Regions from separate parts of the Mus musculus genome. Here region 1 is linked to region 2. A link is a loop called in an ENCODE intact Hi-C map of the cell type or tissue named here. Cell type or tissue: heart. All regions are shown on one strand.

Region 1 (2,500 bases), 120 kb before region 2:
ATAGGCCTGCTAAACTTTCTTTTTCCAGAAAGTAAGAAAAGGCCACTCTCAAAAGACCCTCCCCTTCTGAAAGCTATATGAAATCTTAGACATGCTGGAATATGTAAGATGTGATTTAAGAAGGAGGAGGTAGGAGGAATTTTCCAAGGTACATCAGCTCATTATTTTGGCCTAGCTAGGCTTGTCAGAATATGTATTTTGTCTATCACCTCCTGTGGGTCCAGAAAGCTGTACAATTGGGGGAGCTGGTTTGGAGCAAGAGTGAGTTCAGACACATCCAAACCCTGAAAATCTCATCCTGAGACAAGCAGGGGTAGGATTGCTTCTTCCTTGCTCTGAGCCTGCATGTTCCAGTGCATGTGACAGTTTTGACCCCCATCTCCACCACCCTTGAGGTAGTCACATAACCTGATGGCCAAATTACAGCTTAAATGCCCTCTCTCCCTATAAGGACATGTCCAGCAAGCACCTGGAATTCCTCTTCATGCAAATGAAGCATTCCCAGGACCTCAGCCTCAGCCAATGATGAACACTCACCCCAAAAATCCCTACCCACTCCCCAAGGTTGATACAACCCCAATGATGAGAGCTGATACATTGAAAACCATCTTCAGTAAAGGTTATTTCTCCTGTAGTTCTGTTGATGTCGTTCCCGTCTAATCCACCCACCCAGATAAACTTCATTCCTTCCAGTCCAGCCCAGTGTGCTGTGTTCCTGGATACCCTGAGAACAGAAGCAGACTCCAGCAGCAACCTCCCTGTTGAGATGAGGTGAGGGTGTGAATAAGTGGTCTTTTATGTCGTTCAGGAAGAGCTTAGGGGTGTACGTGTACGTGTACGTGTGCGTGTGCGTGTGCGTGTGTGTGTGTGTGTGTGTGTGTGTGTGTGTGTGTGTGTTTAAGGCTAGCCCAAATGTTCAAGTTCCAAGATTATTCAAATGAGAAAGTACTCTCAGATGGGCAAGATAGGGGGATGGTTGTGGCTAAGTATTGATGCCAGAAACTAGAAGCATGTCCCCAGAGAGATGAGAAAAAGCCCAGAGAATAAAACTAAGACAGGGCTAAAGCCATAGAGGAAAGCCTGGTCTCCCATCTGTAGTTTCACCAATTGGAGCTTTAAATGCATCTACCAATAGAGGGCACCTGGAAACCACAGACAAAAAAAAAAAGAGCATGCCAGAACTGCTATTGCAAAATAGTCTAAAAATTGAAATGCAGTGTGAATGTTTCCCAGGAACATGACCAAGGGACAGAGGGTCCATTTCTAGTCAGAAAGGTAAGGTAATTCTCAATTTTACAGAGACAACACAAGTGAGCTGTGCTTATGAGCTGAGCTAGTGGCAATCACAGTGAATTCTCCCAGCCCTCTTTTGAAGGAAAAGTTCTTCATCACAGCTGTGCACAGCTGCATAACTGACACCTAAGATCCTCTGAAGGCTTTTCAGAGTGTCCCCAGAGTCCCATCACCACAGAGACTCTTCTCTCAGAGTCTGTGCTAAGGGAAAGTCACGTGACTTCTAATCTCCCAATCAGAAACACCAGAGGGACAGACTGAGAAAGGAACATGAGGAAGTTGGTGACTGGAGCCCATCTTAGAGATATCTGCTGCACAGTTGTCATATTTAATGATGCAGGAATTGGTGAAACCATGTCTGACCAACAGCAATTTAATCAACTCCCCTCATATAGTAAGTTACTGGTTCAGGTTTTGTTTATAATTTAGAAGACAAAGGGAAACACGTTACAAGAAGAGGCAAAGTTAGCTTCTAGAAAGTCTACATTTATTAAGAGATTACTGGATGACTGTCTGCCTCCTTCCCTCCTCCTCTCTGCTATATTTGGTAGCTAAGAGAATTGAATTCTAAGCTAGTGGTGAGTTTAGCAGCTTGAACCTTCCAAAGACTTTCGGCCAAGCTCTAATTTTCAAGTCTGAGAACAGCAGATAACTCGACTCATCTGGGCTAGGGTTCATCAGAGAGACAATGCAAACTGCAAGATGGTACTGGGACAAAAGGAAAGGACATACGGTAAGACCTGATGATATTACAATCAAGACAAATGATTAGTAGATGGGGGTCTGAAGACAACAGTCTTAATAGAAGTGAAGGCTAAAGCAATCAGAAAGGTGAGTAAGACCACTGGACCCCTTAGGAAGTCAATGCCCAAGGTATTAACCACATATCAAGAAGGAGAATAGAACCTAAAGCCAATCACATGTGCCAACAGGTCCTAGAGCACTTAATATGCATGTAGACTAAAAATGCAGATGACATCAAGGGGAAGAGATTCTATAATGGTTTTTCTCTCATTTTATAGCAGAAGCAGGTCTTGGGTTCAAATCCCAAGACCTCTTATATATCATCTACAGAGGTACTTCAGGTTAGGCAGTTGAGAGGTGTGCCTTATTCCTTAAATACTATCTCAGATGTAAGTCCTGGGTGACCTACTCCACCCTATTATGTCTTTATTGGTCATTTAGACTTATGCAAACACAGGCATGA
Region 2 (2,500 bases):
TTTCCATCTTAATCCTTCTGCTACTGACACTTGTTTATGAGGTCAGAAATCAAATACTGAGAGCCTTTCACATACAGAAATGCAGTATAAAACAAACTATACAAGATCCAGGCCATCCATGAGTTCATATGGGGAGGGGATGGCTATAGAGTAAAACAGTCTTTTGGGTAATTTCATACAGTGATCAATGGGTATCTCTGTGCCTGAGTTGCAAACTCCTTGAAGACAGGAGCCTTTTGTTTTCAAGCTAATTCCAGTTCTGTAAAAACCTGATCGGGTTTTTTTTTTGTTTTTGTTTTTGTTTTTTTCCAGTGATGTAAAATGAATGCTTGACTAGGTAAATGGTTAAGTTCCAGGTCTCCCCTTCTTCCCAAAGCTATCTGCATTCTTTTCATAAGTAGAACCATTGTAAGATTTGCAAAATTTACCAACTGGAGTAAAAAGTACTCAAGTAAATAAAACACATTTAGTTCACATTCGTTAAGGACCTAGTTAGTGATAAACAGGACCCTGAAATACTAGACATACTGGCTCATGACTAGAATTCCATTGGCGCACAGCCAAGCCGTCAGTAGTCTAATCCACTGTTTTTACAAGTAGCCTTAAGCACGCAGGATATGATCCCCTTAATTTTCTTAATTCTAAAGTGCTTCAGTCTCCCATCACCCACAGGATGGTTAAAAAGATGCATGTCCTTACTCACTAATAGGAACGGGACAACATAATTTTGCGTAAGGTCAACAAAGAATGTGATCTTTACACAAAAGATCTCCATCCACGTCTAATAAATTCGTTCAGGAGGGCTAAGGACAAGTTGGGCTGGGAAACACTGGGAGACTCTAGGTTGGGCGCAGGCGCTCACCCAGAAACCCTTCCCTGAGGCTAGGCTCCTTTCTTTCCAGAGGCGCATGCGCAGCACACTCTCCGGCCACTGCACGCCTCCTCGGCTAACAAGCCTCTTACGTCACCGAACAGGCGGCGGGGGTTCTTCCGCGCGCCCGAGGAAAAAGAGTCCGCGCACCTTTCCTTCTCTTTGTGCACACAAAATGCACTTTCCCTTTTCATCCCAGTCCCAGCGCCTTCCCCAGGTCGTCTCCGGAAGCTCGTCTTTGTTCAAACTCTCCTGTGCGTCCATAAGACACGGAAGTTCGTCTTTGTTCAAACTCTCCTATGCGTCCGTGGGACACCGGAGGTGGCCAGGAAGAGACGAGAACACTGGCGTTGTTTACAGACACGCGCGGCCGAAATCAGTCCGCGAGGGCGGGGCTAGGCGGCCGGCGCTTTTTCGTACGCTCCTCCCTCCCCAGCCTTCCCCCGCGAGCGGACGCGCCAGCGCCTCTGTCTCGCTTTTTCTTATTTTCTCCCCCTTTCCCCTTCCTTTTCTTTTCTTTTTTCCCCTTCCCCCCTTCCACCATTTCCCCTCGGAGGCGTTTCCCTCGGGCAGGGGCAGAGCCGGCCTCACCCCGCGCCTCTCCCCGGCCCCCGCCGCCCTATGGCGAGAGGGCGCCCCCTCCTCACCCGGGCACCAGCGGCGGCGGTCGGAGGAGCGGGACCGGCGGCGGCGGCCTCGGGCCCAGGGTCATCATGGAACTAGTTCGCTGAGTGACCCCTCGGCCGCAGCCGTGCGTCCCGCCCGAGTACCCGCGCCCGCCGGCCCGGTTTGCCCTCTTCTCCCTCCTCAGACGGCCCGGCCCTGGTCCCGCGCGCCCCGCTGCCGCGCGCCGAGGATCATGAGGTGGTAACGGGCCCCCGGATGACCCCGCGTCACCACTGTGAGGCCTACAGCTCTGCCGGGGAGGAGGAGGAGGAGGAAGAGGAGGAGAAGAAGAAGGTGAGGGCGGGGGCGCGGCGCGGTCGCCGTGCGCGCCGCTGGAGTGGGAGCTCGCGGGGGCGCGCGCCGCTCCCCCGAGGACCGGTCCCCTCGGCGAACCTTTCCTGGGCACCTCGGGGACCCCCTCGCCGTCTCTGGCAGCGCTGCGTGGGTTTCCTTTGAGCCCGGCCTTTTTTTCTTTTTTTTTTTTTTTTTTGGTCCCCAAGTAACTTGTAGCCACAGCCCGTCACCGACTGGGGTGCCAGTTCCAGGCTCCGCGAGCCAGTGCTAATAAAGAAGGTGACACACCCCCACCCACAGAAGCCACCGATCCCTCGTGACCACCGAACATAATTTACCGGGCAGAGTATTGTGAATGTCAAGCCAATAGTTATCTTCCTCTGCCCTACCCCCCCCCCCCCCCGCCACCCACACACCGCGCGCGGGAGTGTAACGTCGTCTAGGGCTTGGGCCGGTGGAGGAAACTAGAGAGGTGAGGGAACTGAGTTGCATCATAAAGGACAGAAAAATGCCGAATTTTGCAAGAGCTAAATGCTCTCTGCAGAGTTAGCCTGCTCCACCGCAGGTCATTTAGGCAGAAGTTGAACATTGTGTAGTAAATTCGTGGAAAGTGTGAGGTAAATAGATCAACGAGGTAAATGGATCAACTGAAGGTCTTAGAATAGCAAA

The links. Hi-C counts contacts between places; a loop is a spot of excess contacts. Peaks named below come from ENCODE experiments on the same cell type or tissue, not always from the same donor. Only the 100,000 strongest peaks of a DNase experiment are listed, where the experiment ranks them.
Region 1: it touches region 2 in a loop (3-fold over the local background); 11 of 42 quality-filtered maps call a loop at or near these places.

What each region holds. Positions count from the first base shown.
Region 1 is chr5:93,322,473-93,324,972 of GRCm38, reverse strand. No RefSeq gene overlaps it. Among named protein-coding and RNA genes, the nearest start is that of Ccng2, 56 kb to the right of the region's middle. In heart, a CTCF peak has its summit at 1,136 (motif pointing right); a DNase peak (open chromatin) is centred at 1,422.
Region 2 is chr5:93,205,245-93,207,744 of GRCm38, reverse strand. Ccni (cyclin I) reads left to right here and starts at 1,250. Exons shown (of 7, transcript NM_017367.3): 1 at 1,250-1,831. 2010109A12Rik (RIKEN cDNA 2010109A12 gene) reads right to left here and starts at 1,227. Exons shown (of 3, transcript NM_029363.1): 1 at 1,022-1,227. The coding sequence starts at 1,065. In heart, no CTCF peak of the experiment used is centred here; DNase peaks (open chromatin) are centred at 934, 1,244 and 1,774; H3K4me3 peaks cover 2,159 bases; H3K27ac peaks cover 2,500 bases.